2 separate regions of the Homo sapiens genome follow, and region 2 is linked to region 1. Evidence: chromatin loops called from intact Hi-C (ENCODE). Cell type or tissue: ascending aorta. All regions are shown on one strand. Each heading gives the region's core, and the rest is flanking DNA. Links, peaks and the distances in the headings are about the cores only. Region 1 overlaps AIG1 (androgen induced 1). Region 2 has its middle 54 kb from the start of ADAT2.

Region 1 (15,755 bases), core at 3,441-11,440:
AGAGGTCACTGAGGATGTTTCTGGAGAAAGTTGTGCATGGCTTTCCTTCTTAGCTAGGAGGGAATAGGGGGTGTGTCAGGAGGGTGAATGGGAGAAGTGAGGGCAGATGAGTGGATGTGTGAGTAGTGTTAGCAAGCCAGATTAAACAAACTGCTTGTGGTTTAATCTGATGCTCAAATAAAACACTTTGCCTGTATTTCTAGGTATGGAAGAAGAGAAAGAAAAGCCTAAATTGGAATGAGATCCAAGTCTAAACGCAAGAGCTAGATTGAGCCGCCATTGAAGACTCCTTCCCCTCGGGCATTGGCAGTGGGGGAGAAAAGGCTTCAAAGGAACTTGGTGGCATCAGCACCCCCCTCCCCCAATGAGGACACCTTTTATATATAAATATGTATAAACATAGAATACAGTTGTTTCCAAAAGAACTCACCCTCACTGTGTGTTAAAGAATTCTTCCCAAAGTCATTACTGATAATAACATTTTTTCCTTTTCTAGTTTTAAAACCAGAATTGGACCTTGGATTTTTATTTTGGCAATTGTAACTCCATCTAATCAAGAAAGAATAAAAGTTTATTGCACTTCTTTTTGAGAAATATGTTAAAGTCAAAGGGGCATATATAGAGTAAGGCTTTTGTGTATTTAATCCTAAAGGTGGCTGTAATCATGAACCTAGGCCACCATGGGGACCTGAGAGGGAAGGGGACAGATGTTTCTCATTGCATAATGTCACAGTTGCCTCAAATGAGCACCATTTGTAATAATGATGTCAATTTCATGAAAAGCCTGAGTGTATTGCATCTCTTGATTTAATCATGTGAAACTTTTCCTAGATGCAAATGCTGACTAATAAAGACAAAGCCACCCTGAACCTGACGTCTGCATTGTGCATCTCAAAATCCTAACAGCATTAGTATCTCCTTTTCATTTTTATTACCTGTTGAAAATGGGTTTACTGAACCTGGTTCTTTCCTATAATTTTTGGATTTTAAAAAATGTGAATCTTTTTGATAACTCCAAAACAAATTTTTTTTTTCTTTTTTTCCAGATGGAGTCTCACTCTGTCGCCCAGGCTGGAGTACAGTGGCGTGATCTCAGCTCACGGCAAGCTCCGCTTCCCGGGTTCATGCCATTCTCCTGCCTTCTCAGCCTCCCGAGTAGCTGGGACTACAGGCGCCTGCCACACGCCCGGCTTATTTTTTGTATTTTTAGTAGAGACGGGGTTTCACCTTGTTAGCCAGGATGGTCTCGATCTCCTGACCTTGTGATCCACACGCCTCGGCCTCCCAAAGTGCTGGGATTACAGACATGAACCACCGCGCCCAGCCACAAAATTGTTTTTAAAAAAACTATTTTACAAAATCTTTGACCGTAATTATTTTTAAGATGAAAAATATGTTATATAAATTATAAAATGTTACTTAACACAAATATAAGTATTGATTGCCCAATGTTGAGAGAGATCAACAAATGATATAAAACCATTCACTCCAAAATTATAATTACATTTTAAAATTAAAAAATGAAAAGCATTAAACTTTTTAATTTGAAAAAAATTTAAACTCAAAAAGTTAATTTAAAATTAGTTACATTTAAATGTAATTAAATGCTAAAAATCTCTCTTCCTTCCGTCTCTCTGTCTCTCTCTTTCTCCCACACACATTCACTCTATATGCCCCCCATTTCTGAAAGCAAAATTGATAGAAATATAGAATGCATCTAGCAGCATTACCATATTAGTTTCCTAACTCATGGAGCTGGGACTTTTAAGTAGGAAAGTCAAGCAGAAATCCACCAAAACAGAAAAGCACAGCAATACCACATCCTTGGAATGACTGCTGCAGTTAGTACAGGATCAAAGACTTGAAGGATCCAGAGTTGGTTTCCATCACAACTACATGTATCTTACCTGTCTGACCTCTATTATGGGTTACATTGTGGCACTGTGTCCCCCTAAAATTTATATGTTGAACCCGTAACCCCTAGTGCCTTAGAATATGACTGTTTTTGGAGACAGGGCCTTTAAAGAGGGGATTAAGTTAAAATGAGGCCATTAAAATGGGCCCTAATCCAATCTGAGTAGTATCTTTGTAAAAAGGGGGAATTAGGACACACAAAGGGACACCAGGAATGTACATACACAGAGGAAAGACCATGTGAGGGCATGGGAAGAAGGTTGCCAACTGCAAGCCAAGGAGAGAGGACTCAGAGGAACCAAACCTGCTGACACCTTGATCTTGGACTTCTAGCCACCAGAACTTTGAGAAAATAAATTAATATTGTTTAAGCCACCAGTCAGTGGACTGACATTTTGCTATGTCAGTAACAGCAAATTAATACGAACTGTGTACAAACGATGGATGAATTTTGGAGGATGATAAATTATTGTAAGCTTACTTAGGCGGTGGCTCCACTGATAGCAGTGTTTCCAGAAGTCTTTTTGCTGGAGTAAAACAATATAATCCCTGGGATATCGAATGAAGGTACTAAAAAATTTTTTTTTGTTTTTGAAACGGAGTTTTGCTCTTGTTTCCCAGGCTGGAGTGCAATGGCACCATCTCAGCTCCCTGCAATCTCCGCCTCCCTGGTTCAAACGATTCTCCTGCCTCAACCTCCCAAGTAGCTGGGATTGCAGGCATGCACCACCAAGCCCTGCTAATTTTGTACTTTTCGTAGAGACGGGTTTCTCCATGTTGGTCAGGCTGGTCTCAAACTCCCGACCTTAGGTGATCACCCGCCTTGGCCTCTCAAAGTACTGGGATTACAGGCGTGAGCCATTGCGCCCGTCCTAAAATTTTCTTGTAGTGGGAAAATGGGGTGGCGAGGCTGGGCGCAGAGAGGCTGGGGCTGCGGCTCAGCGTGGGCTCCCCTGGTGCGCAGCAGCAGCTGCGAGGAGCTCACTGCGGTTCTAGCCCCGCCGCAGCTGCTTAGACGCAGGTTTAACTTCTTTATTCAGAAAAAAATGTGGTTCAGAAAAGAACCCAGTAAGGTTGAACCTCGAAGATCAGACACGGCAACAAGTGGTGAAGCATACAAGAGAAGTGCTTTGATTCCTCTGGTGGAAGAAACAGTCTTTTATCTTTCTCCCTATCCTATAAGGACTCTCATAAAACCTTTATTTTTTTACTGTTGGGTTTACAGGCTGTGCATTTGGATCAGCTGCTATTTGGCAATACGAATCACTGAAATCCAGGGGTCCAGAGTTATTTTGATGGCATAAAAGCTGATTGGTTGGATAGCATAAGACCACAAAAAGAAGGAGACTTCAGAAAGGAGATTAACAAGCGGTGGAATAACCTAAGTGATGGCCAGCGGACTCAGGTATCATAGCTGCAAACGTCCTTGTATTCTGTTTGTGGAGAGTACCTTCTCTGCAGTGGACAGTGATCTGATATTTCAAATCTAATCCAGCCTCAAAAGTCCGTTGTTCTCCAATGTTGCTGTCAACATTCAATCATTTCTCCTTATTTCACATGGCAGCAAATATGTATGTTTTGTGGAGCTTCTCCTTCAGTATAGTGAACATTCTGGGTCAAGAGCAGTTCATGGCAGTGTACCTATCTGCAGGTGTTATTTCCAATTTTGTCAGTTATGTGTGTAAAGTTGCCACACGAAGATATGGACCATCACTTGGTGCATCTCGCGCCATCATGATGATCCTCGCAGCTGTCCGCACTAAGATCCCAGAAGGGAGGCTTGCCATTATTTACTTCCAATGTTCACATTCACAGCAGGAAATGCCCTACAATCCATTAACGCCACGGATATGGCAGGAATGATCCTGGGACGGAAATTTTTTGATTATGCAGCACATCTTGGGGGAGCTCTCTTTGGAATATGGTATGTTACTTACCCTCATGAACTGATTTGGAAGAACAGGGAGCCTCTAGTGAAAATCTGGCATGAAATGAGGACTAATGCCCCCCCAAACAAGAGGTGGCTCTAAGTAAAACTGGGATTGCACAGTACCGGTGCACCTGTCTTGTCCTGCCGGAGAGCCCCAGGAGACATCGGCCCTAGAGTGATCATGGCTACGTTCCCGCCTGGAAGACGCCAGCATCTGGCCTCCCACTGTTTTCAGCTGTGTCCCCGGGTCCGTGTCTTTTCAGAAAGTGAAAATGACATAGTTGTGACGTAAAGGTTTACATCTAGTTCGTAAAAAATAAAAAAATAAAAATAAAAATACATTCCTTTTACCTTGCAAGGATAGCAGAATGCCCTCACTATATTTTCTCAAGGCTATTTCTTTGTGTGTTTGTGTATGTGTGTGTGTGTGCATGTGTTATAAATATTTTTAATTTAACTTTTAAGTTCAGAAATAAATGTACAGGTTTGTTATATAGGTAAACTTGTGTCATGGGGGCTTGTTCTATGGATTATTTTGTCACCCAGGTATTAAGACTAGTACCTATTAGTTGTTTTTAATAAATAAACAACAAATATAAAATGATCCTCTCCCTCCTCCCACTCTCCACCTTCTGAATGGCTCCAGTATATGTTGTTCCCCTCTATGTGTCCATGTGTTCTCATCATTTAGCTCCCATTTATAAGTGAGAGCATGCACTATTTGATTTTCTGTTCCTTTATTAGTTTGCTAAGGATAATGGCCTCCGGCTTCATCCCTGTTCCTGCAAAAGACATGATCTCATTCTTTTTTTATGGCCGCATAGTATTTCATGGTGTATATGTACCACATTTTCTTTATCTAGTCTACTATTGATGGGCATTTATGTTGAGTCCATGTCTTTGCTATTGTGAATAGGGCTGCAGTGAACATATGCATGCATGTGTCTTTATAATAGAATGATTTCTATTCCTTTGGTTATATACCCAGTAATGGAATTGCTGGGTCAAATAGTATTTCTGTTTTTAGGCCTTTGAGGAATCGCCGCACTGTCTTCTGCAATACTGGAACTAATTTACATTCCCACCAACAGTGTAGAAGCGTTCCTGTTTCTCCACAACCTCATCAGCATCTGTTATTTTTTTGACTTTTTAATAATACCCATTCTGACTGGTGTGAAATGGTATCTATCTCACTGTGGCTTTGATTTGCATTTCTCTAATGATCTGTGATGTTGAGCTTTTTTTCATGATTGTTGACCAAATGTATGTCTTCTTTTGAAAAATGTCTGTTCATGTACTTTGACCACTTTTTAATGGGGTTGTTTGCTTCTGATAAATTTATTTAAGTTCCTTATAGATGCTGGATATTAGACCTTTGTCAGATGTAGAGTTTGCAAATGTTTTCTCCAATTCTCTAGGTTGTCTGCCCAGTCTGTTGATAGTTTCCTTTGCTGTGCAGAAGCTCTTTAGTTTAATTTGATCCCATTTGTCAGTTTTTACTTCTGTTGCAATTGCTTTTGGTGTATTCATCATGAAATCTTTGCCCAATCCTATGCCCAGGATGGTATTGCGTCAGTTGTCTTCCAGGGTTTTTATAGTTTTGGGTTTTTCATTTAAGTCTTTAGTCCATCTTGAGTTAATTTTTATATATAGTGTAAGGAAGAGGTCTGGTTTCGTCTCCTGCATATGGCTTGCCAGTAATCCCAGCACCATTTATTGAATAGAAAATCCTTTCCCCATTGCTTGTTTTTTTGTCAGGTTTGTCAAAGCTCAGATAGTTGCAGGCATGTGGTCTTACTTCTGCATTCTCTATTCTGTTCCATTGGTCTATGTGCCTGTTTTTGTTCAGTACTGTGCTATTTTGGTTACTGCAGCCCTGTGGTATAGTTTGAAGTCAGGTAGCATGATGCTTCTGGCTTTATTCTTTTTGTTTAGGATTGCCTTCTCAAGGTTATTTCAATCATGGCTTTATATCATGATTTAGTCCACAGTGACCTTGTTTGTCTAACTGTCCCATGGGAAATCAAGTTTCTATTACATTGATTATATCACACTGCTAGAAGAATTCAGCAAGTAACCTAGATAACTTGAGAAGACACAGGCATGCCAGAGGGTAATAGATAAACAGCCCCCTTAAAAAAATTGGGCCATCTACCTTTGTGAAGTTTCTAGGGCTGCAGTGATCTGAATGAGACATATCAATATATGCCCTCTGAAGTAAAATCAAATTATTTCATTTTGCGTGCATTACTACTATGAAAGAAGCACATTGCTTGGTATGTCTTATTAGATTTTGAAGGAAGCATATGTCGCATTGAGTGTGCTGTTCTTATCTCTAGATCACAACCAGAGAAAAATTGAGTTATAAAAATTATAACAAAAAATCTAAAATCATTACAATTTGCTGATGAATGATTTTTTTTTTTTTTTTTTGAGACAGAGTCTCGCACTGTTGCCCAGGCTGGAGTGCAGCGGTGCCATCTCGGCTCACTGCAACCTCCGCCTCCCAGGTTCAAGCCATTCTCCTGCCTCAGCCTGCCAAGTAGCTGGGATTACAGGCGCCCACCACCACATTCAGCTAATTTTCTGTATTTTTAGTAGAGATGGGGTTTCACTATGTTGGCAAGGCTGGTCTCAAACTCCTGACCTTGTGATCCGCATCTATTACTGCCAAAAACCATCTCAAAACTTAGTTGTTTAGAATATTTATTTGCAAATGAATCTGCAACTTGGGCAGGACTTGGCAGCCTGAGCTTGTCTGTGTGCCACTGGTTATCTGCTGGGGTGACTTGAAGGCTGGTGGCAAGAATCCTCTGAAGTTTTGCTCACTTATATGCCCAGTGATTGCTGCTGGTGGTTGACTGAGGCCTCAGCTAAGGCTGTGACTGGAACAACTATATGTGGCCTCTCCACATTGCCTCTTGGCTTCACTCCATGTGACTGTGTGCCTTTTCCATGTGGTTGCTTGGCTTTATCACAATGTGGTGCCAGGATCTTAGCAGGCCCAGATGAAAAGTTTTTATTTAATATAACTTAGAGTCAGAAGTCACATAGTATCACTTCTGCTGCAGTCATAGTCTGACCTAAATTCAAAGTAAGGGAATGTAGATCCCCATGTCTTGATGAGAAACTATCAATGTTACATTGTAAAAAGAATATATGTGATTATGAAATATTGGTGGCTAGATTTGGAAACTACAATCTGTCACACACATCCAAAACAATAAACTGAAAGCTGACTTTGAAATTAAGATAATAAGGTTATAGAGTACAAATATATGCAAATCCATAGTTTTATTATCCATAAGATGTAATGGGATATAATGAAAGGAAAGGACCCTTTGCAATAGCAACAACTTTATGAAAAAATTTTTGAAACTATTAAATGATGCAAAAGAAGGTTTGAAGAAATGGAAACATATACCATGTGCTTAGAAAGCAAGACTATATCATAGATACCAAGTTCCAAGTTAATTTATAATTCAAAAATACAAACCTTTGTTTTTTATTTATATGCTTTGTTTATTTTTGAAACTAGACAAGTTAATCTTTAAGATCATATGTAAAAATTAACAAACAAGAATTGTTAGGAAAGCTCTGAGTTAAAAAAGCAATGAGAAAGAACTAGAAGACTAGCCCAACCAAATATTAAAATATAAATGCCTCATTTAAAAAAGCAGTATGAAATTGACTATGAATACACCAACTAATACAACAAAATAGGAAGAACAATAATAGAAATAAATACATGTGGGAATTTAGAATATAATAAAAGTAGTACCTCAAATCAGCAAGGAAGGAGATAGGTTATTCAATAAATATCATTAGGACAACTGGAAGGTGATCTGGATAAAAAAAAGCTGGGTCTATATCTTGCATCTTTTACCCTGACATATTTTTACAAATGGCTTATCTTCCTAATATATATAGAGATCCTTAAAAAAGAAAGAAAACAATAACCTAATAGGAAAATAATGGCAAGAAAACGTGAATAATTCAGAGAAAAACAAAGTATCTCTTAAACAAATGAAAAGAATGCAACTTCAATCATAATAAGAAAAAATACAAATTAAAGCCACACTGAATATCATTTATATCTATTGGATTGTCATAACTTCTAGCCTTTGACCACGCGTTGTATTGAATAAGAGTATAGACACTTTCATAATTGCTTGTGGAAGTACAAACAGGCACAGTCCTTATAGAAAGGAATTTGTCTATATCTTTTAAAATTGCAAATGCACAAATCATTTGACCTAGCAGTTCTGTTACTCAGAACTTATGCTAACTCCTGTTTCCACATATGTTAAGCTTATTAATTGCAGCAAAGTTTGTAATAGGAAAAAATGGAAACAATTGAAATGTTAATAATAGGAAACTGCTTTTAGAAATTATGATGCCTCCATTTAATGACTACTATAAAAAGGAGGAGCTGTAAAAAGAAGGAAGAAGAGAGAAAAGAAATGATGACATTCTGTGTACTGATATTGAAAATTTTCTAAAAATCTATTTTAAATTCTAAAAAGAAATATGTTGAATAGTGTGTATAGCATGCCGATTTTCAAAAAGGATGGGGGGAGATAAAAGAATGGATTTTTGCTTGTATACACATAAGAAAACTTTAGAAGGATACATAAAAGTGTAAAAAGTTGTCCGTTTAAATGGTAGAGGGGGAAACGGGACTGATAAAATGGAAATAAGAATTGGTGGGAGATTGTTCATTATACATGTTATTTTTTTATTTTTGAAAAACCTAATAATATTACCTGTTCTAAAAAAGGTAGTTAATAATCTTAAAACTAATTCTTTGAGGAAGGAAAAGTATGTTAAAGAGGAAAATTTAAAAGGGATTGCAATTTATTCAGGAAATAATGACACAATACCTCATAATTAAACTTAATGAATGTGGCCAAAGCTGTACACACAAAAAATGTAACCTTAGATTTTATTTTTATACAAAACTAAATGAAGAAAACAAACTACATATTCAGCAGAACAAGTAGAAAACAAAAACAAATCATAGAGAAATATAAGGAAATAATAAAAATAAAAGCAGAAGTTAAATAAGCAGAAAAACAGCAAAATTGATAAATTGATTAATAAATACAGTATCTCACCTATAAAAGTGTCAATAAATATGCAAACTAATGACATGTTAACTGGAAAGAAAGAGAGAGAGAGAAACACGAATACTTGACAATATAAACACAGATAGGAAGAAAATGTTTAATTACAGAACGTTTTTTAGCTTCATGGACACAAATTATTAGAAATCAATAAAATGTACAATTTTCAGGGAAAATTGATTCAGTAAGAATTAGAAAGCTTTAATAAGCTTACATTTAGGGAAGACATTTTAATTTTTCATTAACTATCTCCAAAAAAGGAATTGGGTCCAGAGCATTTGATGAGCAAGTCCTTAAAAAATCTTTCAAACAACAATTCTTGTGTTATTTTAAATGTTCCAAGATTGCAGAATGATGAAACACTTCCCAAATTACTTTTCAAAGTTAATATAATCCTTATAAAAGCCAACAAAGAAAAAAATGTACTTGCTTTAACTAAAATATTGGCAACATAAATTCAACACTAAATACGTTTTCATGTCTAAATAGTTCTATGCTAAAAATTCAAGGATGGCTTAATAGAATTTTCATTAACACTACTACCTCAATAATGCACAAAAGAAAAAAATCATGATATTCTCTATAGTTGTTCTAGGACATTTGAGAAAATTTAACATTGATTTATGATAATATTAGTGAAAGAAAAATATAAAAATATCCCATATCATTATAAGAAATAGCCATCTAAAACACCAAAGGCTTTCCCATTTAAAGTCAGAAATGAGACAAAAATATCCACAACACTGTTATTGTTCTTGTTTTTCTGAGGAGTTGGGGATGTCAGATCTAGCTTCAAATGAGTTATATTTTTACCTTCAATGAAGCATCATTTTTCCATTTTTAGTTGACATGTAATAATTGTGTATATTTATGGGATACAGTGTGACATTTTGATACATGTATACGATGTATAATGATCAAATCAGGGAAACTGGCATATTCATCACCTCAAACATTTATCATTTCTCTGTGTTTGAACCTTCAAAATCCCCTCTTCTGGCTTTTTTAAAATATCCAATAAATTATAGTTAACTATATTCATGCTGCAGAGCTTCAGAACACCAGAATTCATTTGCCCTATCTAGCTGTAATTTTGTATCTGTTAACTAACCTCTCCCCACGCTCCCCTCCCTCTACCCTTCCCAGCCTCTAGTATCCATAATTCTAACTCTTTTCTTCCATGAGCTGAATTTTTTTGTAGCTCCTACATATGAGTGAGAACATGCAGTATTTCTCTTTCTATGCCTATTTCACTTAATGTCCTATAGGCTCATTTATGCTACACAGATGGCAGGATTTCATTTTTTGTGGCTGAATAGTATTCCCTTGTGTGTGCATGTGTGTGTGTGCGTGTGTGTGTATGTGTGTGTGTATACACCATATTTTCTTTATCCACTCATCTGTTGATGGACATTTAGGTTGCTTTCATATCTTAGCTATTGTAAATAGTGCTGCAATAAATATAGGGATGCAGGTATCCCTTCAATATACTGATTTCCTTTCCTTCAGCTAAGTACCCAATACTGGGATTGCTGGCTCATATGCTAGTTCTAGTCTTAGTTTTTTGAGATAGCTCCATACTATTTTCCATAATGTCTGTACTAATTTACAGTCTCACCAACCGTGTATAAGAGTTACCTTTATTCCACATCCTTGCCAGCACTTATGTTTTGTTTGTTTGATAGTAGTCATTTCTAACTAGGGTGAGATGATATTTCATTGTGGTTTTGATTTGCATTTTCCTAATGATTAGTGATGTTGAGCATTTTTTATATGTTTGTTGCCCATTTGTATATCTTCTTTAGAGAAATGTTTATTCAGTTCCTTCGCCCACTTTTTAATCAGATTATTTGTTTCTGGTGTTGAGTTGTTTGAGTTTATGAGTTCACTGTATAATCTAGATATTAGCCCATAGTCAGGAAAACAGTTCGCAAACATTTTCTCACATTCTACAAGTTGTCTCTTCACTCTGTTGTTTTCTTTGTTGTGAAGAGCTTTTTTAGTTTACTATAATCTCATTTGCCTATTTCTGCTTTTGTTGCATGTGCTTATGAAGCCTTAACCATAAAATCTTTACCTAAATCAATCTCCTGAAGCATTTCACCTATGTCTTTAATTTTAATTGATTTTTGTATAGGTAAGAAATAAGAGTCTAGTATCATTCTTCTGCATATGAATGTCCAGTTTTCCTAGCACTGTTTATTTAAGAGGGTGTCCTTTCCCCAATGTATGTTCTTGGTGCCTCTATTGAAAATCAGTTGTATGTTTCTGGGTTCTATGTATGTTTCTGGGTTCTCTAGTATGTATGTTTCTGGGTTCTCTAGTCTGTTCCATTGGTCTGCATGTCTGGTTTTGTACCAATACAATGCTCTTTTGGTTATTATAGCTTTGTAATATATTTTGAACTCAGGTAGCATGATGGCTCCAGCTTTGTTCTTTACGTTCACTATTGCTTTGGCTATTTGGGGTCTCTTGTGGTTCCATATGAATTTTAGGAGGTTTTTTTAAAAATCTATTTCAGTGAAGAATATCATTGGTATTTTGATAAAGGTTGCATTGATTCTATACATTGCTTTGGGTAGTATGATCATTTAACAATATTAATTTTTCTAATTCATAAGTATAAAATTTCCATTTGTTTATATCCTTTTTAATTTCTTTCAAGTGTTTTGTAGTTTTTGTTGTGGAGTTTTCTTACTTCCTTGGTTAAATTTATTCTTATGTATTTTATTTTTTGTAGTCATTATAAATGGGATTGCTTTCTTGATATCTTTTTCAGTTAGTTTGTTATTGGTCTATAGAAATGCTATTGATTTTTCATGTTGATTTTGTATCACACAACTTTACAGAATTTGTTTATCAGCTCGAAGAGTTCTTTGGTAGAGTCTCTATGCTTTTCTATAAATAAGATTAGGTCATCTAAAAATGGGGACGATTTTATTTCCTCTTTTCCAATTTGGCTGCATTTGCTTTCTTTCTCTTGCCTAATTTCTCTGGCTATGATTTTCAGTAGCATATTGAATAAGAGTGGTTAAAATGGGCATCGTTGTCTTGTTCCAGTTCTTAGAGGAAAGGCTTTCAGCTTTTTCCCATTCAGTATGATGATAGCTGTGGGATGGTAATATATGGCCTGTGTTATGTTGAGGTATGTTCCTTCTAGGCCTCTTTGCTGAGATTTTTTTTTTACTTTAAGTTCTGGGATACATGAGCTGAACGTGCAGGTTTGTTACATAGGTAAATATGTGCCATAGTGGTTTGCTGCACCTATCAACCCACCACCTAGGTTTTAAGCCTCACATGCATTAGGTATTTGTCCTCATGCTCTCCCTCCCCTTTCCCTCCACCCTCTGACAGGCCCCAATGTGTGATGTTCCCCTCCCTGTGTCCATGTGTTATCATTTGTTCAGCTCCCAATTATGAGTGAGAACATGTGGTGTTTGGTTTTCTGTTCCTGTGTTAGTTTGCTGAGGATGATGGTTTCCAGCTTCATCCATGTCCCTGAAAAGGACATGAACTCATTCTTTTTAATGGCTGCATAGTATTCCATGGTGTATATGTGCCACATTTTCTTTATCCAGTCTATCATTGATAGGCATTTGGGGTGGTTCCAAGTCTTTGCTATTGTAAATAGTGCTGCAGTAAACATATGTGTGCATGTGTCTTTCTAGTAGAATGATTTATAATCCTTTGGATTGGCTTTGGTAGGGTAAGACTTTTTCTTGTGGGTGTAGCTATAGTGTTGCTTTGGTAGGATATTTTGGCTTTGATTCTGGGTGGCCAATGATTTATAATCCTTTGGGTGTATACCCAGTAATGAGATTGTTGGGTCAAATGGATTTCTGGTTCTAGATCCTTGAGGAATCACCACACAGACTTCCACAATGGTTGAACTAATTTACACTCCCACCAACAGTGTAAAAGCATTCCTATTTCTCCACATCCTCTCCAGCATCTTTTGTTTCCAGACTTTAACGATCGCCATTCTAACTGGTGTGAGATAGTATCTCATTGTGGTTTTGATTTGCATTTCTCTAATGACCAGTGATGATGAGCTTTTTTTCATATGTTTGTTGACCACATAAATGACTTCTTTTGAGAAGTGTCTGTTCATATCCTTTGCCCACTTTTTTTTTCTCAGCCCATTGTGGGCTGAGAAATACTTGATATAATTTCACTTCTTTTCAATTTGTTGAGAGTTGTTTTGTGGCCTAACGTGTGGTCTATCCTGAATAATGTTCCATGTGCTGATGAGAATAATGTGTATTCTGCAGCTGTTGGATAAAATGTTCTGTAAATGTCTGTTAGGTCCATTTGGTCTAAAGTGCAGATTAAATCTGTGTCTTTGTTGATTTTCTGACAAGATTAATCTGTCCAGTGCTAAGAGTGGGTTGTTGAAGTCCCCAACCATTATGGTATTGTGTCTCTCTCTTTCTCTCTTTAGCTCTAATAGTATGCACTATCTATATCTGGGTTCTCCGATATTGAGTTCACATATATTTATAATTGTCATATCCTCTTGCTGAATTCATTACTTGATTATTATAGAATGGCCTTCTTCATCTCTTTTTATGTTTTTTGACCCAAAGTCTGTTTTTTTCTGATATAAGTATAGCTATGACTACATGCTTTTGTTTTCTAATTGCAAGGAAAATTTTTACCACTTCTTCACTGTCAGTCTATGTGTTTTCAGGTGATATGAATTTCTTGCAGGTAGCTTATAGTTGGGTCTTTTTAAAAAATCCATTCATCTATCCTATGTCTTTTAATTGGGCAATATAAACCATTTACATTCAAGGTTGTTACTCCAGTCATTTTGTTAATTGTTTTCTGGTTGTTTTATATAGCCTTTGATTCTTTTTTTCCTCTTTTATTGTTTACCTTTACAATTTGGTGGGGATTTGCAGAGTTAATATGTGATTCTTTTATCTTTCTCTTTGTTATCTTCTCTATCAGTGAGTTTTATATCCTCATATTTTTTCACAAAAGTAGATATTGTCCTTTTGCTTTCACATGTAGGAATCCCTTACCATTTCTTGTAGAACTAGTTTAGTGATCATGAATTCCCTCCATTTTTATTTGTCTAGGAAATAATTTATTTTTCTTTTATTTCTGAAGGATAGCTTTGCTGGATATAGTATTTTGCCTGGAAATTTTTTTCTTTAAGTACTTTTACTATGTCATCCCATTCTCTCCTGGGCTATAAAGTTTCTGCTGAGAAATTCACCATTAGTCTGATGGGGACAGTTTTCTCTTGGTGTTTTTAGAATTTTCTTTTTGTCTTTGACTTTTGGCCTCTGGACTATAATATATATGAGAAAACCTTTTTGGATTTAATCTAGTTGGGAACTCTGAGCTTCCTGTATCTAAATGTCTGTATTGCTTGCAAGACTTGGGAAGTTTTCAGCTATTATTTTATTTAATAGGTTTTCTTTGCCTTGGCCCATTTATTCTCCTTCTTAACTCCCAAACATGAGATATTTGTTCACGTTATAGTGTCCCATATGTCACACAGGCTTTCTTCATTCTTTTTAATTTTTTATTCTTTTTCTTTCCTCTTTTTGTCTGAATGGGTTATTTCAAAAGACCTGTCTTCAAGTTCAAAAATTCTTTCTTCGACTTGATCTAGTTCATTGTTGAAGATCTTGATTATATTTTTTTCATTCATGGAATCTTTCAGTTCCAGGATTTCTGTTTGGTTCTTATGCATGATATTTATCTCATTGTTCAATTTCTCATTCCAAACATAAATTGTTTCCCTGATTTCTTTGTATCATTTTTCTGTGTTCTCTTTCATCTACCTGAGTTTTCTTAGGATCAATATTTTAAATTTTTTTGAGGCATTTAATAATTTCTTTTTCTTAGGCGTCTGTTACTGATGAATTATTATGTCCTTTTGGAGGTATCATGTTTCCTTTCTTTTTCATGTTTCTTGTGTCCTTACATTAATATCTGCACATCTGATGTAAAAGTCACTTTACAGTCTCTTCTTCCAATATTATGGATTGGCTTTGGTAGGGTAAGACTTTTTCTTGTGGGAGTAGCTATAGCATTGCTTTAGTAGGATGTTTTGGCTTTGATTCTGGGTGGCCATAGTACTGTAGTCACCATACAATTTATTCAGCTTTGCCCTCCAGTGTGGAGTTCCTTCTGGCTTTGAGCTGATTCTGGGCCAGCTTCTTCTTTGCTTTTCTCTCCTTCTGTGCCTCAAAGGTTCACTGCCACTTCCCTGCTGAATTTCAGTGTTCTGTAAAAATTTTTATTTGTTTTTAAAAAGTCTTATGTAACTATAGAATTGAAATTATTAATGGAATAGAAAATTAAATGTAAGAAAAAGCAAGAAGGAAGCAAGACCAATATTTAGGAGGCAATCATCTCTCCAGATGACTCACAGAAGAGGAAATCTCAAGGAGTAGATTATTTTTAAGAAGTTTCTGGTACAGTTCCTCTGAGGTCCTGTGACTACCCCTCCCCCAGGAAATAACTTTTTTATTTAACCACTACATTGACATCTACAGAAGTTGACACCTGTAAGTTTTAGACATAAAATTGATTCAACTTACAGTGCAACAATTTAAATGTATGCATCACTGCTATATTGAAAATATAATATGTCGTTAGACTTAAGACTTTCCTTTGTTTTGTCAAGTTTTTTTTTCTCATGGTGGGTTAGTTTGCTTTGGGAACCCCAGACCTAAACCTCAGCCATGCTTCTGGCAGCACACCCAGCACTGTCTCTCCAGGTGCTAGGAAGGCACTAAGACACACCCACCCAGTCCAGGTGGGCT
Region 2 (15,755 bases), core at 4,860-12,859, 51 kb after region 1:
TGTTATGCATCAGCAATTAAGCCAATTAATTCTCTACCAAATATAACTTCTGGATATCTTTGATATAGCATCTTAATTCTTTGTAGATATGGAGATGTGTACAGAAGTATATCCTAAAGCCCCACAATGGGGCTATGAAAAAGGACAGATGGACGGGCAAATAGTCTTGTTCAGCATATGAGGTCATAGTTCTTGATTAATTTTTTTAGTTAGAGATCACACATATAGTATGATTTCTATATCAAAGGTATGCTTATTTCAAAAAATATTTTTCTTACATGCCCTGAAAATTATAATTTTTTAAATGTGCAAAAATAAATTCTTATGAAAAGGAAATTTTAAATTCCCTGTTGGCCATGTTGAGTTTGAGATGCCTTTGGGGACACACAGAAGATTTTTGGATATAAAACTGCCTAAGGAAATAAGGAAGTTTATTTTCATTGGAACTATAGAAGGCAAGCAACAGCAGAAGACTGGAATAAGGGAGAAGTATAGAAACTGTGGGCATGGTCATCCAAGAGAGGTTAGATGACTGTAGGGTTTTATGTTTAAGGATGTTGACTAAAGTACCCGGAATATGTGGCACAGTAGAATCACATGGCTTCAGGATTTCTAATAGTGCCAATCTTAAGGGCTTCACTGATGAATGAGCTGACTCTACTATAGTCAAGACCTCGTGCAGCAAGTGCAGGGCACAAGGTAAGCACTGTGGTCTGTAGATTCAGACAGGGTGAGGCCTGAGGGGGTCAGAGGCCCTCTCTGTAGGGAATGAGGCCTGCTCAGGCACCAGGTTTCTCAGCTCTCCAACCTGAAGTCTGAAAAAAGAAGTGGATGGCATGGGCATGCACACATACACACACACAAATTACAGAAAAAGTTTAATTATTGTGCACTGCACATTTGCATCCCCATAAAATTCATATGTCAAAGCCCTAATCCCCAGTATGATGATACTAGGAGGTGGGGCCTGTGGGAGTGATTAGGTTAGGATGTGTCAAGAGGGTGGAGCCCCCATGATGATATTAGTGCTCCTGTAAGAGGAAGGGACACCTGAGCCTCCTCTTTCTGCTATATAAGAACACAGCAGAAGATGCTGAAGGTGATCATCTGCAAGACAGGAAAGGGGTCCTCACCGCATCTGCTGGCACCTTGACCTTGGACTCCTCAGCCTCCAGAACTGTGATAAATCAATTTCTGCTCCTTAAACCACCTAGTCTGTGGTATTTTGTAATGGCAGCTTGAGCAGACTAAGATAATCACGCTTCAAAGGATTTGTTTGGCTAGAGGGATTTTCCCTCTGCCCTTTCAGTGTGTTGGGCATCTCAGTTGCTGAAGAATGAGGCAAGGTACTTGATACTGATGGGAATAAATGATGGTTCACACCCCACAGTCAGCTTTCTACTTCACCATCTGTGAGAGGACAATGAGATCAGCCCCACTCTACCCCTTCCCTGCCACCCAGAGTGGAGGGAAAGCCCGCTTCTCATCCTTACTGGCTGGTCTGAGCCATACATGTGCCATGACCCAGTTACGGAACTTGCTTTCCCTGACACTGTTTCTGAAGTCACTGGCCCTCCAGACAGACATAAGCATCTCTTCTTTCTACAAACATCTGTTCTGTTGGGCCTCCAAGTGGGAGGGTGGGCACTTGGTGGCTGCCTGGCTCAGAAACTGCCCATTATGAGCAACAGATCATCTCGCCTTCCATTAAGTATGTGATTACAGCCAGATGCTGTGGTGATGGGCACACAGCTCCCTATAATAACCATAATTATGATCCTGGTGTTTCTTCAGCTCAACATACTCTGAACTTCTGAAGTCAGAAGAAATTTGGAAGAATTGCTTATTAGAGGCTGCAATCAAATGGAGGAGGAGAACTTTTTTTAAGAAGGGTGGAAATTCCCGCCTGACATCTTGGCTTCTGTACAACCTAACCTGACATCCTATGGTGTGGTTCTGGAGGCCGAAAGAACACACACTGGCTCCGCATTCCTGCTCTTATTTCTCTTCTTCCTTGATCTTTGCTCTGTCCCACCCCCATCTCTTCTGGCTTTTTCTCAGTTGCTTCTCCTGACTGGGAGGGAAAAACAAGCACCTGCTGGCCCACCAGCTCATGTTCCCCCTGCTATGGGGGCTTGCAGAGAGGTGCACCTCCCCTGCCCACTCGGGTGAAGTTCCTGGAATACCCAGGGAGAGGGGGTCGTTGGAAGTTAAAACTGGCGGCTTGCTGCGATGACTAACAGCCACCTGCGCTTGCCATTCTTGTGAGTCCATCTATTTGTGGAATATGGAGCTGTTTGGGGTATATTTGTGCATGTGCTAAGTCTTTACTTATAGGAGCACATTTAAAAGAGTCGGAAATCCAGTCTTTGAAGAAACATGTAATATTAGTTTGCTAGGGCTGCCATAACAAAGTTCCATACATTGGATGGCTTAAACAATACAAATTTGTTTCACAGTTCTAGAGGTAAGCAGTCCAAGATCAAGGTGTCAGCAGGGATAGTTTCTTCTGAGGGCTGTGAGGGAAGGGTCTATTTCAGGACTCTCTCTTTGGCTTGTAGATGGCTATTGATATACTTTAGATATCTGTCCCCACCCAAATCTCACATTGAAATGTAATCCCCAGTATTGGAGGTGGGCCTAGTGGGAGCTGTTTGGGCCACAGGGGTAGATCCCTCATGGCTTAGTGCTGTTCTCACCATAGTAAGGTCTCACAAGATCTGGTTGTTTAAAAGTGTGTGGCACTTCTCACCCCCTTGCTCCTGCTTTTGCCACGTGAGATTTCTGCTCCTACGTCACCTTCTGCCATGATTGGAAGCTTCCTGAAGCCTCCTCAGAAGCTGAGCTGATGCTAGTGCTATGCTTCCTGTACAGCCTGCAAAACATAAGCTAATTAAACCTCTTTTCTTTATAAATTACCCAGCCTCAGGTATTCCTTCATTGCAGTGCAAGAACAGCCTAACAGCTATCTTCTCCCAGTATATCTTCACATCACCTTCCATGTATGTGTGTGTCTTTATATTTTCATATGGTGTTTTGTTCTGTTTTGTTTTGTTTTTTTAGGCAGAGTCTTGCTCTGTTACCAGGCTGGGGTGCGGTGGTGCAATCTCGGCTCACTGCAACCTCCGCCTCCTGGATTCAAGTGATTCTCCTGCCTCAGCCTCCCGAGTATCTGGGACTACAGGCTCATGCCACCATGCCTGGCTAATTTTTGTGTTTTTATTAGAGACAGGGTTTCACCATGTTGGCCAGGACGGTCTTGATCTCTTGACCTCATGATCCACCTGCCTCGGCCTCCCAAAGTGCTGAGATAACAGGTGTGAGCCACCACGCCTGGCCATGGTGTTCTTATAAACACCAGTCATATTCAATCAGGGGCCTACCCTATTCCAGTATGACCTCATCTTAACTAACTCTATCTGCAACACCCCTATTTCCAAATCAGGCCACATTGTGGGGTACTGGGGATTGAGACTTCAACATATAAATTTGCTGGGGGGACACAATTCAACCCATAACATATGTACTATAAGTCTACTGCATGCCAGGCACTGTGCCAAGCTCCGGGGATACACTTTTGAACAAGAAAGACAGTTGCTACTCTCCTTCATGTTATTTGAGAGTAAAGAGAAAAATGACACAATAAAAAAGTAACCAATATGCTGTGATAGGGCCCTGAGAGGGACCGTGGGAGAACAGAGGAGAAGCAAAGAACCTCACAGTGGAGACCAGGGGAGGTCGCCCTGAGCAAGTCAGGTCAAAAGCCTGAAGTCTGAAGGAAGATAGGAGTTTACCAGGGAAAAGGTGGGGTGGAGCAGACGGATCTTCCAGGTGGAGGCAACTCAAAGTACCAAGGCCAGTGGGGACAGAGACAACAGCAATTCTGTGGGGTTGAAGTAATAGCATGTGCAAGTGTGTCCCAGACATTAAGGAGAGGAGGAAAAGAGTAATGAAGAGACACTGGAAGAAGAATGATGCAGACCCAGTAAGCCCACTGAGGAGTATGGCAGAAACCCGAGGGCACTCGGGAGCCACTGAAGAATGTCGTTTAGGAAATGACATGATCAGATTACATTTTAGAGAAGCCCTGCTGGCTGAGCCTGGAGAGGAGGAGAAGGAAGGAAGACCACTTAGAGGGGCACCTCTGTGCTCCAGATGAGAGATGGCAGTGGCCTGAGCTAGGAGACTAGCAGGAGATGGAGCTCACGGGACTTTGCTGCCTACTGGTCCTGCAGATCCCAGCCCAGGCATCTCAGAGCTCCCAGGGCTTCTCCATGTCTGTGTGCCAGTTTGACACTCATGTCCTCCTCCTATTTTTTATTCTTCAAATACTTGCATGGTATTTACCATATGCCAGGCACTGAGTGCATTAGAAATGCTAATTCATTATGTGCCAGAAAGTAACTATGAAGGAGGTACCGGGAGGCACTGTTATTAATCCATTGTACAATGGGAGGACAAGGTCACAGAGTTAACAGATGACAGTGCCAGGATGTGAATCTGGCTGTCTGGCTTCACAGTTAATACTCTTTTTTTTTTTTTCTTTTTTTTTTTTTTTTTTTGGAGACAGAGTCTCACTCTGTTGCCTATGCTGGAGTGCTGGAGTGCAGTGGCATGATCTTGGCTCACTGCAGCCTCCACCTCCTGGGCCCAAGTGGTCCTCCCACCTCAGCTTCTCTAGTAGCTGGGACATAGGCCCATGCCATCATGCCCAGCCAATTTTTAAGAAAATTTTTGTAGAGACAGAGTCTCCCTATGTTGCCCAGGGTGATCTTGAGCTCCTGGGCTCAAGCCATCCCCCAACCTCTGCCTCCCGAAGTTTTGGGGTTATAGGCATGAGCCACTGCTCTGGGCCACAGTTCGTACTCTTAACCATGACCCTACACTGCCTCTTATGAGGAGGTGGTCCTTTTATCATCACACTCACAAGAGGACCTGGCACATAATAGGGCCTTGATAAATACTTGTTGAATAAATGTTGGTGGTGATTGGATATATATGATGAAAATGGTGGGGGGATGCAGACTGGGGGATGGGGCCCAGTGTCAAAGATGACTTCCAAGACTTTCAGCTTGGGTTGGAGGTGAGGGTATTCGCTGAGTAGAGGACCACAAAAGAGAAAGCTGTCTCTAGGGAATGAGGAAAGAATAAACTTTAAATCTCTATACCAGAGACCTCCATGTGGAGGGGCAAACTGGAACGGCCTGATGGAGCACAGCTCTTCCTACTCCTCAAGCATCTAGAGCCTCAGCCACCCCTCGAAGGTGCATGTCACTCGCTGCCCTGGTGAGAACATCCATCTGAAACATTTTAGGCCTTACCCTGTAACAGCTGAATAACAGCTATTAGCTTTGGACTCTAGGCATTTTTATGAGATCTTAGTTCCAGGGCTTGAGGTTTGGCAAAATGAGCATATTATTCACACGCAAAACAACTGCATTAAAATAGCATTAAGCATCTGGCTTACACTGACAAAACCTAGGAAATTCAGAATTATGGTAATAAGTCTGTCCTGAGTTCACCCCCAACACTATGCCTGGTGCTGCTCCATTAAGTGTGGAGAGAAAGGTCCCCACTGGGCAGAAAGAGCCAGACCAGGGAGGTGGAAGGCAGGACAGGTGAGGGAAAAGAAGAGGAGGAGGAGTTGGGAAAAGAACACTGGGGCAGGGGCTATGGTCCCCTGACCCAGGCCTGCCACATGGCGTATGGTGATGTAGCCATGAAGTGCTGGCCCCCAAGGCCACTCCTCTGATCCTAGAGCCAGGCGACACTTGCCCACCCCAGGCACCGGCTCCGCTGGTCTGAGACTCCCTCCTAGAAGCTGATGAAGATGAGACACATTTGCCCCATGGAGTCGAAGCGTCTTTCAAGTTTGCATCCCCGCAGACCTCAGACACAGGGAGAACTAATACGCAGGTACATTTCTCCCCACTGAATTTCCATTTTCTTGAAAAGAATTAAAGAGAAAGAAGCTTGATAACAGATGAACAAAAAGCATTGTACTGTGTTCGAACATGGCAACATGGCTGATTATAGCATTAGGGCATCACTCTGTTAAGGATATTTGAGAATGTAAACAATTTTGATCTGGAGTTCCATTGAGAGTAGAAGAAAAAAGTGAGAAAAAGAAATTCCTTCCTCTTGGTCAAAAAAGAGACCTTTCTCCATTTGAGATGACGTGTAACCATTTGTTCCAATGATTTGTAGTAAAATCAGTAATTGGTTCTTGGGATGCATTTTGGGAAAAAATGTCTATAATTCCAGAATTCACCAAGGTAGTTTCTGTAAGAACTTCCTCTAATCTTTTAAAATAGTTAAGTATAATCCAAGAGCTCAAAAATGGGCCACGTTCTTTTTAAATACAATAAATGTGATCTCAGTCTAACCAACTTTGAGACGACAAAAATACGGTCCTTGGGGAAGCTGTATGAATGTAGCATAAGTGTCAGGGTGGCAGAGAAGGTGAGACACACCTACGTTTACAAGAACCCCAAATAACCTTTGTAAAATAAAAATGAAATGTCAATTCCACAAATTGATTGCCCTCTTCCAATAGTTTTCAGATTTCTTTAACCTTTTCACCTCCCGATCTCTCAGTGATTAACAAATCTCTTCTCTTTGCCCTACAATTACTATACACCAGAATAATAACCCAAGTAAATAAGCTCCTTTAACCCTTCCAATAATCCTATGAGGTAGCCACTCTTGATCATGGAATGATGTCATTTATCATTATGATACATAATGACATTAGGTTACTTGACCAAGGTCACACCACCAGTAAATGGAGGAGCTGGGACTGGAACCCCACGTGTTCCGTTCCAGAGGTTGTTCTAAGCACACTTTGAGTTCCCACGCCACCTGCCACCACCACATGTAATTTAAGCGGAGATTAGTAGTCCATCCCACCCAGACCTGGGTTGCCTGTAAAACCCAGCTGAGGACATCCAGAGCTGTAGGGGTCCTGATCCCTCTGGAAGTCCCCATCTTAGAATGAGAAACCCTGTTCTCTGTCAAACCAGCCAAGAGACAGAAAAAGGAGTTGTGTTCATTTCTAAATTGTTAAAAATGGTTCTGAAGGCCCATTTCTTTTATTCCTCCTCTTAAGTGGGAAAACCAAAAAAATTCTATGCTACCAGGTGAAAGCTGAGCCAGGCATAAAACACAAGAAAACTCAGGCTTTAGAAAACGACCTGGCAATCACTTTTCCAATGTGCTATAAAATCTTAATAATTCTGAGTAAACTGGCCCAAAATGCATGAAAGTGCAGAACAGCTGGAAGTTCAGGGAAAGTCATTTGTGTGCTCTTCTTGTCACTTAGCAAAGCAGGAACAACCTTGGCTCTGTTGTGTAGCTATTTAGATGTCACAGCCATGAATCCCTGACTCTCCATCAGAGGCCACTGGCAACACCTCCCCTTTTTTTGTTGTTTGGAAGAAAGAGATATAGGAGAAGTTGTTCAAATAAAATGACTGTTTGGGGTGGGGAACGGAGAGGCAGTGTAAACATGGCTAATAACAAGCGCAGAGAGAAACTCAGGACACAGTGACATCAGCAGAGCCAGGCATCTCAAAGCCGGTGACAGTCTGCACCAGCAGATTTCTTGTGGAGCTCTAGATATTTCTGTTCTGACTGGAGTCTTTATTTAACAGTCTTGATGAGTGCATTAACTGTGACTTAACTCTGAGTTTGAACGAAAAGTACAAGTATTTGACGTGTTTCTTGGCGACACCTTTTGACAAAAGGATGCATATATCCCTAGTTTTGTGCTAGAATTCTTTAGTGGGGACTCTCTGGAACTAAAACATCCTCTTTGGAGGTTAAATTTTAAGCCTTTTCACAGCTTCTCTATCCCACAGCCTCCTCTCTGCACATACACTCATGCACACACGTACATAGAAGCACCAACCCCGGGGGCGGACTCGCTTAGCCTAGATGCAAGCTGCTGGCCTGTGCACAGTGTATTTTCCCACAGGACAGAGGCAGAGGGAACCCAGTGGGACCAACACAGGAGGCCTAAGTTGGGTCTGAGGTCTCCCAACCTCCCAGAAAATGTTTCTCCTGGATCATGCTCTTTGGTTTCTTTCCTTGTTTGTTTTCTACTTGAGCGGCAGGGACGCAAGAGAAATTGACAGAAGAAAGAAACCGCCTGAGCATCAGACACAGGGGTGATGGGAAATGAAAATGATTTATAGAGTTTCGTTGGCCTCCACTCTCGCCTTTTCTGCTTTTTGTAGCTCAACATCCCACAGGTGTGAACACAGCAAACTATGTAGCCCTGTTTTATTGTGTAATTAAATAACACCCTACACTGAGTCAAGCTGAGTTGTGAAACCTCAAGGTTCGGAACATCAGGTAGAGGATGTGGGGAAATGCCTGCCGCCTGAGGTCACTGGGTTCATTTTCCTGGCACCAGTAGAGGTGAGGCAGCTGCCTTGTAATCAGCTCCTCCTGGAAATTACTACACCCACACAAACATTTGGGTCCCATGGAAACGGCAGGAATGCGGTCTGGTCTAGGAGCCTGGAACTGGGGCCTGAACATCTAGATTGGTTTGGCCCCACCACCGACTTCCTGTGTTGTCAGTTTACACCTCGACACCACAGTTTTGCCTTTGGAAACACCAAAGAGAGGGTCCTGCAAAGAGCAAATCTGCGGGAATGGTGTGAAAGCTCTCTATTTGCTTAGGATGCTTTAGCTTTGTTCCCGCCCAAGGCAGGAAAAAAGATGAAATGACTAACCCTATTATTCTACTCTGTAATTCTGCTACTGTGCTGAAAGGCTTCGCAGCGTCTTGCCTGTGGTGGGAGTTTGGCAGAGAAGACCTCCACAGCCCTTCCAACTCTGAGATTCACAATAGTCAGTGACTTCACTGAAAACCATGGAATTGCATGCTGTCATCACTGGAGAGGGCAGGCCATTCTGAATGGAAACACTCTTATTGGGCATTTTTAAACGTAGGCAGTAGACAAACATTCCTTTGTTGCTTTTCTCAGGAAAGAAATTACTTTCTGAAGACAATGGCAGGCACATTTAATAGAAGACACACAGGTAGCTTCAGCTAAGAAATAAAAAAAAGGCCAGGAACAGTGGCTCACGCCTGTAATCCCAACACTTCGGGGGGCCAAGGTGGGTGGATCACCTGAAGTCAGGAGTTCAAGACCAGCCTGGTCAATATGGTGAAACCCCATCTCTACTCAAAATACAAAAATTAGCCAAGCGTGTTGGCATGCACCTGTACTCCCAGCTACTTGAGAGGCTGAGGCAGGAGAATCACCTGAATCAGGGAGGCAGAGGTTGCAGTGAGTCAAGACTGCACCACTACATCTAGCCTGGGCGACAGAGCAAGACACTGTCAAAAAAAAAAAAAAAAAAAGTATTCTTGCCTATCCCCCTCCTCCCTACCAATGCACCAAAAGAAAAAGTAGCTTCCCTAGAAAAGAATGTCAGCCAAATATAAGTCAGGATGCTATCAGAGTGTAGAAGACATGCAGGGGAGAGGTGTGAAGGGAGGCAGGAGAGGAGGCTTCTGGGAAGGGCTTCCTCAGGCAGGCGGCTCCTGAGTCAGGCTTTAGGAGATACCAGTAGCATTCACCATCCGGAGGGAGAGAGTGGGTCACAACAGGACAAGGATGGGAGCAAGCAAGCGGATGTGGAAAATTCCATGGGGTAATAGAGTTTTACTTTTTCATCTCTCCAAGAGCCAGTGCTGTGAATCCCCTAGGAAGCACAGATTTATAACTTGGTAGGGACCACTGTTCGGTATAACTTTTTTGTAGTTTAGTTTGTTGTTGTTATTCTGACTCTCACGACATAACGCTGGCTTTGCAGAAAGCACATGTGCAGCCACTGAGTTCACAAATGTGGACTCAGCCACCACCCTGGGCCAGGTACCTGGAAAACACTGGCAATGTCCCTACTGCCATGGAGCTTGCATTCCTGCCTGGGAAACAGACAAATAGGAAATCAGTGAAACAAAGATCAGTTCTGAGAGTGATGAGTGCTTAGAGAAAAATAAAACATGTATGTGATGAAGTGGTGGGGAGGGAGTAACATTCAACAGAGGAGTTCGAAAAGACCTTTCCGAAGTTGTGACACGTGAGCAGAGACCTAAATCGCAAAAGCAGCCAACTTTGCCAAGTAAGATGTGCATTCCAGGCAGAAGGAATGGCGACAGCAGAGGTCCTGAGGAAATGACATCAGTGTGTTCTAAGAACAGAGGGAAGGCCAGTGTGGCTGAGAAGGAGAGTGATAGGAAGGGAGAGGTATAGGGGTGGACACTGGAGGGATAGGCAGGGACCAGATCATAGGGGCCCTTGTAACTGATAGCAAGGAATTGGACTTTATCTTTATCTGTAATAGGAAAGCAAGGTAGGAATGTAGGTTGAATAGGCTTATTATAATTCAACATGGAGACACAGTGATGAATTAGACCCTAGTGAATAATCCTAGAATCTCTCAGAATACCGGTGATATTAGTGAATGGATGACAACTGACTAGAAACCAGATAGGTGCCTGAGATTTATAAGGCAGACAGTTCCATACAGGAATTTAGAATCTTACCAGACTCTAAAACCTTCCACATATATATTTTCCCAAGTATACATACTGTGCCATGAATATCTAAATAACATTTCCCAAGCATGTGTGTGGTCGTGAATGACATCCAAATTTAAAATACAATGCATTCTGCATATTGCATACGGTTTTCTCAGTGGCTCTTCTAAGACACCGTTACTGGTGAGCATGTGCGAATACAGTCTGAAAGGGAGAGAGGAAAATCTCAGCTCTTCTTCCAAACCAGCCGCCATCCTCAGGAGGCCCCCACACCCTCAGGAAGAACCAATCTGCCTGGTCTTATCACTGTGACAGATCGAATGATGGGTATCAAGTCATCATTTCATGGCCAAGATTTTGTCCCAGACTGTAGCTCACTCATTTCTGACAATATGTTGAAAGTGAAATGTGCTTCCTCGCCCCTCCTAACTTCCTTTTACAATTTATGAATTTTGCAGTTTTGCTAAACACAAAAGCTGCTAGAAATTTTCAGAATAAGCCCTTTACACTCAGCATGCAGACGGCAAAGTCTCAAGGGACAGAAAATTATTAAACGTGGGACACACAGAAAGAGATTTAATGTTTTTAGGACCAAAAAGAGGATTATAAAATTCAGGCAGCACAACAAATACCAGCCGAAGCCTAACTGGCCAGGAGTGTGTCATAATTATTCCTAGTCATCAATTCTGATGGATTCTGGGCCCCAGCAGAGAAGTCACTTCATCCTCCATTGTCTAATGGATGCTGATGAAAAGGTTACAGTGCCAGGAAGGTGGTGCTCATCTCTAATCTTGCCTGCCTTGTTCTGTCAAGTCAGAGTTGATGAGAGAGACCCAGGTAACTCATTCTCTTGCTCTTGTCCTGATATCTGATCTCAGGATGGCATTCGAGCTGGTATTTACCATTTGGCCATGTGCCAGGAGTCCTGTATTTTAAAGATCTTTAAGTAGAAACACACATAACTCAAAATGTTAAGCTAGAAGTATCCTATTTTCTCTTCTAAATCTTTCAACTTACAATTTAGGAAACAGATCTAGAGTAAATGGGTAATTTTTTTGAGGCAGCAACAAAACCAGGACAGGAAGTCACACTTCCGTCTACCGAGTTCTCCCAATCCAAAGCTATCTGAAGTGGCTGTTTTAGATTTCCCCACCCACAAGACTTGGCCACAGTTCTCCTAATGCCCAACCCCTTGGCATCACAGCAGTAAAGGGAACTCTCCCTTATTGTGAACATAATATAACACAAGCTCTGAATAAAGAATACAATGTTGCTTTTACCATACTTTTTTCTTCTTCTTTGAAATTATGGTGATTCCTAGTTTATCTTAAATTACACTAGCCCAAACCTTTATCCACATAAAACAAAGCCAGAAATCAGGAAGTAAGCAAGAAAGGCACCTATAGTGAAAAAATAGCTTCTTGTGGTCCACGCTAAAGATTGCAGGATGTCCCATTTGGCCTTTGCTGATGTCTCTGATTCATGTTTAAAACCTTAACAAGCTTGTTTGCAGGGGTTGCAATCTTCCAGGAGCCTGAGAGCTGCCAAGACATAAAAAGAAGAGAAGTTTCTATGGGCCAAGAACCATAGGACAGACCCTCAGAGCACCAACAAAGCACTGCACACAGCCAGGAAAGAAACAACACAAACAAAGCATGAAAAGCAGGCAGAGTTTTAAAAGGAGCATTTCCAGGCTGGCTTACAAACCTCCACAGGCCCAGGAGCAAACTCCATCAATAGCGCGTGGCAGCCGTGGAGGTTTTTAAAGCTATCCCTGACTTAAATATCCAGAAAAGGTTTTCTTTTGGTCATCATGCTTTGAAGAAACAGAGAACTGTGATATATCTTAGCAAGACTGGCATGACTACCACTTAACATGGCGATTACTGTTGAGATTGTATTGTCTCAAGGGTGTAAACACACAAATGAACAAGTAAAACTCCTCAGCTATGTAAAACCCCCAGGGGCTTCAAACGATTCTGGTGTTTCTGAGGCTCTTCTCTTCAGCCTTCCCTGTACAACCAGCCCCAGGCAGCCCAGTGTGCTAGCTCCCCAATTTTTAAGCCAAGAAATGTTAATAGTTTTGGAAAACATCTTAGCTTCAATTACACCTGAATGCAAATTCCCAACCACGTGGGCCTTACACATTTTTGAGGTGTTGCTCACTGCAGTCCTAGCCCTATCTACAACACTCAGCAAAACCCTAAAGGGGGTGGCTGATTCTTTTACTTTTCCACCTAAAACAGCCACCTTCTGTACCCATTACTCTCAGCTTGTTCCCCTTGAAGAGTGATTTGTTTGGTACTTGGATTTTTTTTTTAATTTTATGGTGTCCTACAACATGCTGGTTAGACTAAGCCATTGTCATGTTGACTCTAAAATATTTGAAGAGATTTATTCTGCTCCAAATTTAAGTGACTAACAGCCTATGACACAGCCCCAGGAGGTCCTGAGAACATGTGTTCAAGGTGGCCAGGCTATAGTTTGGTTTTATACCACTTTAGGGAGACATAAGACATCAATCAATACATGTAAGATGTTCACTGGCATGGTCCGAAAAGGCAGGACAACGGGAAAGTGGGGGGAAGAGGGGACTTCCTGCTCATAGGCAGATTCAAACATTTTCTGATTGACAACTGGTTGAAAGTGTTATTATCTAAAGACCTGGAATCAACAGAAAGGAATGTCTGGGTTATAATAAGGAGTTGTGGAGAACAAGGTTTTATAATGCAGATGAAACCTCCAAGTAGCAGGTTTCAGAGAGAATAGATTGTAAATATTTCTTTCTTTCTTTCTCTCTCTCTCTCTCTTTCTTTCTTTCTTTCTTTCTTTTTTTTTTTTTTTTTGAGATGGTGTTTTGCTCTTGCTGCTCACTCAGGCTGGAGTGCAGTGGCATGATCTTGGGTCACTGCAACCTCCACCTCCCAGGTTCAAATGATTATGCTACCTTAGCCTCCTGAGTAGCTGGCAATACAGCTGCCCACCACTATGCACGGCTAATTTTTGTATTTTTAGTAGAGACTGGTTTTCACCATGTTGACCAGGCTGGTCTCGAATGTCTGACCTCAGATGATCCACCCGCCTCAGCCTCCCAAAGCGCTGGGAATACAGGCATGAGCCACCACGCCTGGCCAGCTTGTAAATATTTCTTATCAGACTTAGAGTTGTTCTGCTGGTCTTAGGGCTCTGTGTTGATGTTAATGCTGGTCAGCTGTGCCCGAATTCAAAAAGGGAGAAGTGTATAATGAGGCATGTCCAAATCCCACTTCCCATCATGGCCTGAACTAGTTTTTCAGGTTAACTTTGGAAAGTCCTTGGCTGAGATGAGGCATCCATTCAGATGGTTGAGGGGCTTAGAATTTTATTTTTGATTTTCAGTCAACTCAGCTATATTAAAGCATGCATTACTTTTTTGCTGTCTTTACCCCTCTCCTCCCAATATATTTTTGTGGCTCCTCCTCATAAAAATTTACTTGGAACCCGGAGAATATTATTAAAAAAAAGAAAAAGAAAATAAAAGACTCTCTCCTGAGGAAAAAGTTATTCCACCCACCAAAGTTACAAAACAGGAAATAATGGCTCAGTATGATCCTGGGGACACTCGGGTGCTCTTTTGAAGCTGTTTTCAAATAGGGCGGTTGTTCAAATCCAGAAACCTGGGTCACAAAATCTAAGTATGCAGGAGAAGCTGCCTCCTACAAGAGAAGGAGCCTCCATCCTGGCCTGTTGGAGCGGTCTTACAGGAGAGTCATGAACATAGAAATCAAGTCTTTTCTAATGTCAAAATCATAGACCTTAGGGAAGAAGGAGCTGAAGAGCTCTCCTCACTAGTGGCTGCCCACGAACGAAACCAGCTGCCCAGGGTGGCAATCTGTAAGAGAACAGAATTAATAAGGAAAAAAATGGCACCAATTAATGTGGATTCCATATTCCACTTTTACCTATGAGGCCAAATATAAGCTGGTCTTTTTCTTGCTGGAGTGAACAACCCAATAAAACAGAAAGTAAAAAGAACCAGAAAAAAAAAAAGATGCTCAACAGAATTGGCCTTTCCTTATCAAATAGCTGTTGTTTCTTTCTTCTCCTGTAAGGTAGACACACAAATAGCCATAGCCTAACTCAAACCACTCCACCAAGCCTGCAACAGACTGATAGTTTAGCTAAAATTGTCATCACAGTCCACTGGAATTTTGAAACTAAGTAACGTGGGGTTCGTGTACTGAAAATAAGTGAAATGTGCCATAATCAAAATGTAGAACCCTTTTGTATACCTCCCCAGACAGCAGCATTCTTGGGAAAACTGCAAAAGAATACTGAAGACAGTATAGGAACCAAAGATGATGAGGTGATATTTGACTGGCACGAAAGTCAAGAAAAAATAGTGTTTTTGAACAACACTATGTAACTAGAAATCTAAGTACGTTTTCTCTGCAATAAATGCATGTGACTGACAGAAGCCAGTTATGAGTATGCAGGCATCCAAAAAAAATGTAAAATGAAAGACAATTTCAAATAAGTTACAATGTTATGTTTCTGAAATTAAGCTTCTGGCTAAACATGTTTGAGGAAACAGGGATTTTACTCTACTCCTGTCTCTTAAAACTCATGGAAGAAAACTCTGTCTTTAATGAAACAAAGAAATGGCCATGCCCCGAACAAAACTACTGAACATTTCTACCAAAAATGCTAACGCCTGGTCTCAGGTGGGCAAGGAGGCTGAAGCCCACATTACAGCTCAGGCAACGTGTCAATTTCCCATTGGCTCTGCAAGACAAACTAGCATCCTTTCAGGGCCCCCAGGTAAGGTTGCACAGGTGGTGCCCCGCTAAAGCATGCCTGGCCCAGAGGGTGAATAAAAGAGGCTGGGATAGAGCCCCTTCCATGGTTTCTAAACAAAGCTAAGACAAACCACCCAGAGACACCCATCTGCTCATAAGCACTAGCCAGAGGGGTGCTTTCACCCAAAGAGGAGGCCTTGTAATTCACACTAGGCCCCAAGTGGGCTAATGGCAGCCCTGGGTCTTCACTTAGGGAGAGAAGATCCAGGAGCTGGGCAGGCCATGGATGAAGAAGTGAACTATCCATGTGGCGACCCAGTTCTGCACCCCCAGAATGGCATAGAGTCAGCCTCTGCTGGAGGCCTCTCACCACAGCTGCTCATTCCTTTTCTTGAAGACACATCTCCCATTTATTTTTG

Evidence for each region. Peaks named below come from ENCODE experiments on the same cell type or tissue, not always from the same donor. Only the 100,000 strongest peaks of a DNase experiment are listed, where the experiment ranks them.
Region 2: a loop joins it to region 1, with 2.2 times the contacts of the local background. A loop is called at or near these places in 7 of 110 quality-filtered maps.

What each region holds. Positions count from the first base shown.
Region 1 is chr6:143,339,436-143,355,190 of GRCh38, forward strand. AIG1 (androgen induced 1) reads left to right here. Exons shown (of 6, transcript NM_016108.4): 6 at 204-1,623. The coding sequence ends at 241. It also overlaps the pseudogene PARLP2. Among named protein-coding and RNA genes, the nearest start is that of ADAT2, 100 kb to the right of the region's middle. In ascending aorta, for the core only: no CTCF peak of the experiment used is centred there; no DNase peak of the experiment used is centred there; H3K27ac peaks cover 1,763 bases.
Region 2 is chr6:143,389,198-143,404,952 of GRCh38, forward strand. It overlaps the pseudogene C4orf46P4. Among named protein-coding and RNA genes, the nearest start is that of ADAT2, 54 kb to the right of the region's middle. In ascending aorta, for the core only: no CTCF peak of the experiment used is centred there; DNase peaks (open chromatin) are centred at 5,745, 8,414 and 11,714; H3K27ac peaks cover 6,513 bases.